2 separate regions of the Homo sapiens genome follow, and region 1 is linked to region 2. Evidence: chromatin contacts called from ENCODE Hi-C or POLR2A ChIA-PET data. All regions are on one chromosome and are shown on one strand. Each heading gives the region's core, a stretch centred on a gene start or an enhancer-like site at or near the end of the contact. The rest is flanking DNA. Distances are from core to core; before and after follow the strand shown. Region 1 overlaps ANO3 (anoctamin 3). Region 2 overlaps ANO3 (anoctamin 3).

Region 1 (5,013 bases), core at 520-3,019, 41 kb before region 2:
GCATGATCACAACTCACTGCATCCTAAACTTCCTTGGCTCAGGTAATCCTCCCACCTCAGCTTCCCAAGTAGCTATAACTACAGGTACACACCACTATGATGCCTGGCTCATTTTCTTTTCTTTTTTTTTTTTTCAGAGATGGCTTTTGGGCATGTTGCCCAGTCTGGTCTCCAATTCCTCATCCGCCCCAGCCTCCCAAAGTGCTAGGATTACAGACATGAGCCACCACGCCCAGCCCTATTCAAATTTTTGTCTTAATATCTAGCACATAGAGCCACTCTGCAAACTTAGGATGGCAATATCTGCAACTGATGCATTAGGGGGGTTACAATAACACTGGGAAAAAAGTTATAAATTACAAAAGATGCCATAATGCTGTTGCAAGACTTTCTGGGGTATTTGCAAACCTGCATCATCCAAGGCCCAAATGCTATGGCTGACTGGCAACATCACTGATGAGCTACAAAATCAGTTCAAGCAGAATGAATTGTTAAATCTCAAACTACAGACTACAAAAATAAATAATGATTTAAATATATCCAACTGTATGGTGTCTGGCAGCAATCACTTTGGCAGTACATACAAGCTGTGAGTGTGTACATTTGTGTGTGATTGTGTAAAGTGGAATGAGTACGTGCTTGTTGGGGAAGAGGATAAAGGGCGTCAGGGATAACTATTCCGGGCCCTACCTGATACACACACGTGATAACATGTTGGAGAACCTATACTTTAAAAAATCAGCCACTGATGCATTTAGTAAGCTGAAATTCTCTTATTCATATATATTAATTAATATATTCATTATAAATTTCTAGTGCATCAGTTAGTGTTTTAGAAACCAAACATACCTGAATCAAAAAGACATAATCTCTACTTTCATAGAACTCAAATTTCAGTGGGTAGAGATAAATGGCAAATAAATACATAATTGGTCAGGAGGTGAAAAGTGCTCTGAGGGAAAATAAAGCAGGCAGAGCGGATAGAGAGTTTTGGTAGACACAGAGAGTACTATTTTATAGAGTATTCTGAAAAGCCTCTTAAAAGCCTGAATAAAGTATTCAGAGGGTAGCATCTGAGCAGAGAAGTGCATGCAATGAGGGAGGGAGCCAAGCAGAAATCTCAGCTAAGTACCTTTAAGACACAGAAATGGGAATGCCAATGCTCTGAGTCTGGCACAGACTTGATGTATTTCATGAAGGGCAGGGAAGTTAGAGAGAAAGGAGTGGCAGCAATAAGACAGTGAAGTAGTAAGAGATGAGTCACTGAGATCTCACAGGGAAACACTTTTTCAGTGCACAGTAGGCCATGGTAAGCATTTTGGAATTCATTCTCAGCTAAGACTTCATCATCTTCCCAGTAATGCCTTGTTTGGGGTGTTATGCAAAAACCAGTTAGGGAGAAAAAGAACAGCAAAGGCAGGAAAAGGACATGGTTATTGTGAGGGGGCATATTAGGCAGTTCTACATGGGTTTTAGAACTTTTTATCTTTTAGTCATAGCCCCACAATACAGCCTTCACTGTGAAAATAAACTCCAAGCTTTTGCAGAATTGAAAAGAGCCTTCCCTTTTCCAGTAATCTACTTGTCTGAATTTCTAGAAACTATGGACATAGACATGAACAAACTAAACAAATACATTTATTAAAAAGCCAATCCTCTTATGAGATGAGTCATTTGACATTACCTCTTTTCTTGGTTAAGATGCCTGGTCCAACCCTTTGATCCACCCTATTCCATAATAGCTTATTTGCACTGTAATTGGTAACCAGTGGTAACCAGGTATTAAGGAAAGTTAGGTGTACTTTGAGGCCTTCAGTGATCAGGCCCATGAAAGAAGTATAGGGATGTATGCTCTGGACTCTAGAGATGGGAATGGATCAACAAGGGAGAAAAGTCCAGAACCTACATGGAGTACTTACATTAGCCAAATGTAGATAGGACTTTTTCTTTTTTTGTTAGAGTGCTCCGTGCATGATACATGGATTTTAAAATCAGAGGAGGAAACCCAAAAGGAGTTCATTCTTTAATTTAAAAATTTTTAATTGGAATTAAAGTTTTAATTTTAGTTTAATTTAATTTTAATAAATTTAATTTAATATTTATAAAATTTGATTTTAATAACATTTTAATTTTTGATTAAAATTTCACCATGCTGAAATGATTTAATTAGCCTAATTCCAGGTTTTTCAAACTCTAAGAGTACTTCTGTTCTGATGTTTCTATATATTTCTTAAAAGTTACCCTTTAATCATGAGACCAGGCAGCTGTCATGCTGCTGTAATATGACAAAATTAGTTAAAGTTGGATTGTCAAGCAACAAGAATATACATTTTTGGAATAATTTTGCATATTTAATTTTCATTAAAATATTTTTAGGAACATTTCCTGATACAATAGTACCATGCCACTTTTGGCACCTTCGAGCAGCATATCCTTTTCTGAGGGTAGCAAAATAAAGAAGAAAAATGGTAGGCCTAGGAAAGAGCAATTCTCGGTTTCAAATTCTGTCTTTGTAGTTGTTTAGCTATATGCCTGATAAAGGGATGTTAAAAATAATACATTGATGTTTTAATTATTGTCAAATAAAATTATTTGTAATTTAATTTTGGAAGATGTGATTTCTGATCCTGACTGTGCATCAAAATTACCTTAGCTCTCTTAATGATTTTCTAATGCTATTTGAGGGGCTGGCTGGATAAGAATTACTAGAGAGTATTTTTGAATGATTTGTTTTAAATATAGATTTCTTAGCCCAACAAAGGAGATTCTGAACAGGACTCAAGAATCTGTAGTTTTTTGGCCGGGCGCAGTGGCTCACGCCTGTAATCCCAGCACTTTGGGAGGCCAAAGTGGGCGGATCTCTTGAGGTCAGGAGTTTGAGACCAGCCAGGCCAACATGGTGAAACCCTATCTCTACTAAAAATACAAAAATTAGCCAGGTGTGGTGATGTGCCCCCAATTACTTGGGAGGCTGAGGTAATGAGAATAGCTTGAATATGGGAGGCAGAGGTTGCTGTGAGCTGAGATCCTGCCACTGCACTCCAGCCTGGGTGACACAGTGAGACTCCATCTCAAAAAATAAAAAAAAATAAATAATAAAAAAAGAATCTTTAGTTTTTCAAAAGTGTTCCAGGTGATTTGATGAATAGTAAAAATAGGAAATACTATTTTAAATTACTTTCATGACCTGTAAGATGGACTTGTAACCAAATTTTGATTGTATTAGCCCATATTTTTCTCCCCAGTTAAATATTTATTTAGGAATGCCATGATCCACCTGTTCTGTTTTGAAATGTTTAGAAAATGTATAGTCTTTGGTTATAAGTGTAAATTAAAATAAGTGCTGCAAACTTGAAATATGTTAAAAATACAATTCCAATAACAAAAAATAATTTTGAGCACATACAGTAAGATGCTAAGATATTTGGTGAATAAAATATTTCAAATTTATTTAAATATTTGGACATACAAAAATGAGGAAGCTACAGCCCCTGTTCATAAGGAGCTTATACTCTGATAATGGGAGAAATGACATATCCTAAGCACTGTAACAGAAGAATATTCACAAAATGGATTGCTTAATTCTTCAGAAGAATCTGATTGGAGGAATAATTGACATGTCCAAACAAACTGTGAGAAGAATAAGCACAAAATTCAATTCTAAATACAATATTGAAAAAAATGCTTTATGGAGGAAGTGATCCTTAACTGTAATTTTCAAAGATAAAGAGATATTCACCAAGGAGACAAATTAAGAATGGCATTCCAGACACAGGAAGCACTGTGGAGAAAGAGACAGGGGTATAAAAGAGCAAAGTTCCCTGGGGGACAAGCAAAAGTGGTTCTGTAGGTTGGAGTGCAGGGTGATTTGGAAAGAGGGGCAGCAAGAGACAATTTTAGCCAAGAAGAGAATGGAAAAGTGGTTTTAAGCAATGAGGGCCTCACAGGCCAGGCTAAAGAATTTAGAATTTATACCCAATAAATACAATAGAAACCCATTAAACAGCCTCAAGCACATGACAAGCACGTTTACTATTTAAAAAGATCCTTCCAATAGTCCTGTGAAAGGGATATAGGAAGAGTTTAGATTAGAGACAGGAAGACCAACCAGCAGGAAGCCTGCTGCAACAGTCCAAGCTAAAAATGACAACTAGTTGAACTAAGGAAGGAGAAGCAAGGATGGTGAGCAAAAAATGGATAATAAAAATGTTACAGAAGCAAAATTCACAACAGTTAGTCACGATACTGTGAAGGAGATAAAAGAAATAAGTAAGAACTAGTTTAAGGTTTCTGGCTATGTACAGAAACAGAATTACGTTAAAAGTTCCTAACCAAAAAAAAAAGGTCTGACTGATTTAAACTATTTTTCTATGCCTATATTTTATAATCCCATGTACATGGATTATATTTGAAAAGCAATTTTGATCAATAGAATATTAATCTAAGTCCCTCATTTGGAGAAAATGATGGTACAGGGATCCTGCAGTCAATCTATTAACAACAAAAAAGCATATATTTTATTAGCTGCATATTTAGTTTTGGTCTGAAAATAGCATAACAAAAGGTAGCATTTGATTTTCTAAATAAATACTTTTGATGGTATAATATTTAACATTAATGGTTTTAATCTAGCCCTACTTGATTAAATCCATAGGTTAATCCTGTATATTCAGGTGATCAGAGGGCTATTTAGTAATCTGTGATGTGCTTTAACATCCTGAATAGAAAGAGAATGCATAAATTCAGAAGAGCATTGTTATTTTATACTAATTAAATCTGAGGAATATAACCATCTTCTTACATTGTTTGAGTTGGCTGTATTATAGTTCACTTCCTTTGCACTCAATTCATTTTATAATCTTCTCCTGAGTTAGTTGCAAAAGCAAAGGAGAAGTATTTATGGTCTACTCCACTTCCAAAAATCCCTGAATCTTTATGCCAAATTGACCAATAAGTAGAAATAGATATTTAGAAAAACAGGAGGTAGCTTCTGGTTTCTCCCAGGAACTATGA
Region 2 (5,089 bases), core at 347-2,846:
CAAAATGAGACAAGGAACTTCTGGGAGGTGAGCTGCTCATCCCACCAGTGGCCCATCAATCAGCAGTTCAAAGGCCTGTGACTTGACATGCTTTCCTTTCTGAGTCTAATAATATTTACTAACCATTTTTTTTAAATAAACATTTCTACTAAGATATAAATCTTTGCATTGGTCTGTTAGAGGACTTTTGCTTTATGGCAAAACTCATAAGATTATGATCCATGCTCATAGCTTAATTGTCTGAAAATATTTCTTTTAAGAGAACACTATATCTGAATTTGTAGATATAGTGTAGTTAAATATGTCTGAATATAGAGGAAAGCACTGTTTTCATCAGAAGAGTTAAAGACTTGGAGACTTCTCAAAAGAAGGCCCACCTGAAACAATAGTTATCAGAGCCTTCTTTTGGCTCTCTATTCAGGAGTGGTATGTTAATTTACATATGTTCTATGGTGCCCAACACAGGTAATGGAAGAGAAATAAGATCTGAATACATGAAGCCAGAAACTATAGGAAATTGTAAAAATTTCAACTAATCTATGAAAGACACTAGAGATTTTGCCAAATTCACAACAATCTTAAAAATGTACGTAATACTGCCAGTGATGAATTATGAAGCTGAAAGAAACTTTGAAACTATCAATAATAAAAACAGAATTAACCATGCTAGAGAAAGAGGAAAGACTGAATTACTTTTATATTCCCTTTATAAAATATTTTTTAAACATCATATAAAGACATAATTTAAAATCTCTAAATTTGCAGACAAATATAGCCCAAAAAGCATTACAGAGATGTGTTTAGCAGTCAGTTGATTAAAATATTTTTAACCTACTGGATTTTGCTTTTTGTGTATGTTATTTTGGAGTTTTAAAAAATTTATAAATTTGTGATTTTTTCCATTCTCATTACTTTTGCACCTCATTTTGTATTGGTATTTTTGTAATCTTTTTCTTAAAAGGGGCTTCCAAAATTGTATATCTCTTCTCATGAATGGCTATAATGCATTAGAAACTTATGTGCCAGTCATGTTGTTACATATTCTACACATGTCTACTCATTACATCCTCATACCAGCTTCATGTGTAAGAAACTGTTCTATTGCTCTTTTACTGGTAATAATGCTGTTCAAAAGTGAACTCGACTCTGCCCCAGGTTTGTCTGACTCCTCAATGTTACTAAAGTACTTATATTTAAAAGAGGGGATTCATAACAACTTTAACTGGATCTTTTTCATGAAAAAAAAGATCCACGTGACTTAATACTTTCTTTTGCTTTTTAAACAAACAAAAAGTGAGGCAGATAAATAGAAAATCCTAGCATATCTAATCTGTTGCTTTCTCCTAATTCAGCACAAAAATTGAGTTCCTTTTCTGTAGCTAAAGAGCTTGTATGAACTGTCAGCTTAGCTAACCATATGTTTTCAATGTTCCCTGCAAATTGTTTAAGGTATGTATAGTCCTTTCAATGGATGAGTAAGTCTTTTGTCATTGTTATTTGCTGCCTGTGGACTTGATTTCAAAATCTTCTTCAGGTCATGAATAAATTTCCTTTTCCTTCTGTCCCTACTTTTGAGCCAAGGAACAAATCAAGATTCTTCCTCAGAGTGTACACACCTTCCCAGGCATCTCACTCTCTCCTCACTCTATCTGCTTCAAGTTATGGCTCGTTGGTGAGAACACTCTGCTGCTGAGGTTATTATTTAGCTATAATAACTTTTTCTAACTAGACAGAAACAAATTAGATATGCCAGGATTTTCTAATTACCTGCCTTAAGTGCTTTTTTAGAAAGCATTAATAAATCATGTGGATCTTTTCCTAGCAGTGGTAAGATAAGTTATAATATTATCAAACTGTCAGTTTTGCCACTTCAATATATGTATGCCTGGTTGTAACCTCACTTAATAAGTTAAGTCCATGTAAAAATAGTTGATAGTTAATAAATTGGGCAAGAGTTGCTTAAACAGATTAGACTATATAACAAAATTAGGGTTTTAAAAGAATAAAGCTGCTATAACAGTACGCTTCATCTCACAGGAATTAATCAGTTATGGTATCTCCACAAAACAGAATATCACGTATTGTTGAAGAGAGCCGTCTCATTTCCCTGCAAGGCTGCCATTTGTAGGTTGAAGAGTCACTTGAGTGCTGGAAAGAAAAGGCTCTATTTCAGAATTCTTCTAATAGCAGGAATCTACAGGGAGCCTATAACTCTCCATTTTAGCAATAGGCCTCTATCCCCATATTCTACACACAGCTTTCTGCCTGTGAACATGCACAAGTGGTCTATCGAGACTAATATAATCGTACTTTTTAACCCTGTTCCTATCAGTTACTTCAAGGAGCCCACAATTTCCAGATCATCCCTCACTCCCCAGGAACTGATCCTCATGCCACCAGGAACAGGGATTGCCTTTGTGATGATCGCCCGCTCCTTCCCAACTTTTGAAACAAATTCACTATTCCCTTTTTACACAAAGTCAAGGCAAAGCCTTTTGTATCCCTTCACCTTCTTACTCTAATTGAAACCTGGGACTCCCCTAAAACCCCACTTTCCATGTAGCACACTCAAGTGATAGCTCTTTGTCTCCTATGTCAATACGTACTGCTGAGGTAGTGAATTTCTTGCTCCTCATTGCTGCTTTAGGACCATATTTCCTCCCTCCTAAACAATTTACAGATTCGAATCTCATATTGTCAATTCATGCTTCCTACTGCCACTCCTTGTGGTAGTCATCTTCTGTCTCCTGGAGACACTTACCTAACATCTATGAAGATTTTAAACTCATGTCTTAATATAACTCTTATCAACATACTCCCAAAATTACTCTTGGAAATTACAATATACACAGATAATCTTTCTAGTACTCTGGCTTCTCAGTTCTTTGATCTCTATCTTCAAAACTGTTTTCTCCTACTCGGTCTCACTCATGTGCTCCCACGACATACTTTTGATCAATAGTAGCAGGCCTTCCATGATATTCAATAATTACATTCATAGTTCTAGTTCACTCCCTATAAACTGCAATTCCAACATTCTCTTGAGCCAGATTATCAGTTCATTGATCCTATCATATTTTTACTATCCTTTCCTCCCTTTGTGCCTTCACTTTTGTCTTTATGTATCCTAATGGGCAATCATTATACTCAATTGGGTGCAAATGCCCTCAACTCTCTAGCTCTTGTTTCAGTTTGTCATAAGCCCATGGTTTAAATACAACCCTAGTTAAACCCATCACTCCATCTACTATCGATTTGTACTCATGCACATTAACATAGCTGGAAAAAAGCACAGCTATTCTGAGTAAATTGTTTTATTTTATATTAATGATTACTAACTTTGAGTAGATCTTTGAGGCTGCCATGCTGTAATACTTTCTCTCTCTCTCTCTTTTTTTTTTTTTTTTGAGACGGAGTCTCTCTCTTGTTGCCCAGGCTGGAGTGTAATGGCGCAATCTCAGCTTCACTGCAACCTCTGCCTCCCGGGTTCAAGCCATTCTCCTGCCTCAGCCTCCCAAGTAGCTGGGATTACAGGCATCTGCCACCATGCCCAGCTACCTCTTTTTTCTGTATTTTTAGTACAGACGGGGTTTCCCCATGTTGGCCTGGCTGGTCTTTAACCTCAGGTGATCCGCCCACCGCAGCCTCCCAAAGTGCTGGGATTACAGGCGTGAACCACCATGCCCAGCCACTTTCTCTCTCTTTTTTAAAAAAAATCTGATACCTATACTCTCAGTTGACAATTTTTCTGTCTACATGACTACCACCAAAACCATATCTACCCACTTATCTATCCTTGTGTCCATATCCTCTACATTCTTACATGTTAGAAGATTTCTGCATCTCTAGTTAAGGCCAACTCTTCTTGTGAAATGGCTCCTATCACTAACCACCTACCAAAGAAAACTGCTCACAATCATATAAATGTGGCCAAGGAATGTCCTTAAGTGAAAAAAAAGTCAAGTTTCAGATCTGAATGGGCCAACGTTGAGAAGAATATTCTAAAAAGAAGAAAAAGTAAACTTACAGCTGTCTCATGAATAGTATATTCACTTTTTGTTATTATTGTTGACAAATATATTAATATTTATTCAATCTTTTATCAATTCACTCATTTAATCTTTCACTTATAAGTTTATCCAGCATTTACTCTGTGCAAGGCATTAGTCTAACCCTGTGGATAAAGCAATGCAGAAAACAGACAAAAACGTAAGCTGTCACGAGCTGACTTTTCTAGTATGGGACTAGATAAGAAATACATACATAAATAAGATATACAGTATGTTAGATGGCAATAAGTGCTATGAAGAAAATGCAGCAGGAGGAGTGAGAATAGGTCAGGAAAAAAGGGTTTCAGTTTTACAAAGTGTGATCAGAGAAAGCCTCTCTGGCAGGGAAAAATTCAGGTAAAAATAAAGAAGAGTTTACTCATTCATTTTTCATGAAATTAATATTCATTGAGTAACTACTATGTGCTGAGAGATGCAAATTCAAAATAATCTAATATGTGCTTGTACACTTAGTTAGATTCCTCTCAACATTTATTCATGCTGACACTGAAGCCTCAATTTTTATCATCTCCAAAAAAATTATTATATTTATAATTAATTAAGTCTAATTGAGTTTGACTACTAAGTGTCCAGTAACACACAATTATTTTATCTATTTTAACTTGACTCCACACACAACTAAGAAGTAGTGTCACTTTCTTTATTGTACAAATGAGAAAATATTCTTGGAAACGTGATGGCAATTATCCAAGGTTATGAAACCATTAAGTGGCAAAACCAGGATTCAAAACAAAGAAACTGTGACGTGGTAGCCTGAGCTTGTTCTACTCAGCACACTGCTTCCTTGGTGATTATAAATCTGGAGAATCTAGCCAGAGACAGAGCCCCAGAGTGCTAACACTGAATAAAGATTTCATGGGGCCACCTGAGCGACAAAGTCTTTCTGCTAACATGTGCGGACTATGATCACGTCAGCAAAAGTATCATTCTGAAGAAAGTATTGTTTATTTTTTAAATGTTTCCATCATCTTGTAACAACGCTATCCTCTACCTTTTTTGTTTTTGTTTGGCTAGAACTG

The links. Hi-C counts contacts between places; a loop is a spot of excess contacts on that map. ChIA-PET counts read pairs that join two places held with the same protein, here RNA polymerase II (POLR2A). Pooled maps may share reads with other maps.
Region 1: a map of PC-9 shows a loop between it and region 2 (3-fold over the local background). The contact joins two enhancer-like sites. A Hi-C loop is called at or near these places in 3 of 168 maps with a recorded cell type or tissue (MCF 10A, PC-9 and mammary epithelial cell), 1 of 37 single-sample maps with no recorded cell type and 1 of 50 pooled maps. POLR2A ChIA-PET finds 5 or more read pairs at or near these places in 5 of 52 experiments (GM12878, MCF 10A, activated T-cell and 1 more).

The regions. Positions count from the first base shown.
Region 1 is chr11:26,617,552-26,622,564 of GRCh38, reverse strand. The region is part of intron 17 of ANO3 (anoctamin 3); the gene reads right to left. Among named protein-coding and RNA genes, the nearest start is that of MUC15, 48 kb to the right of the region's middle. Within about 2 kb of position 1,769, at least 2 of the 41 ENCODE cell types and tissues checked have a DNase peak (open chromatin) inside an H3K27ac peak, as active enhancers do; they include mammary epithelial cell, where a contact is called at or near this core.
Region 2 is chr11:26,575,883-26,580,971 of GRCh38, reverse strand. All of the region lies in intron 14 of ANO3 (anoctamin 3), which reads right to left. Among named protein-coding and RNA genes, the nearest start is that of MUC15, 6.2 kb to the right of the region's middle. Within about 2 kb of position 1,596, at least 2 of the 41 ENCODE cell types and tissues checked have a DNase peak (open chromatin) inside an H3K27ac peak, as active enhancers do; they include mammary epithelial cell, where a contact is called at or near this core.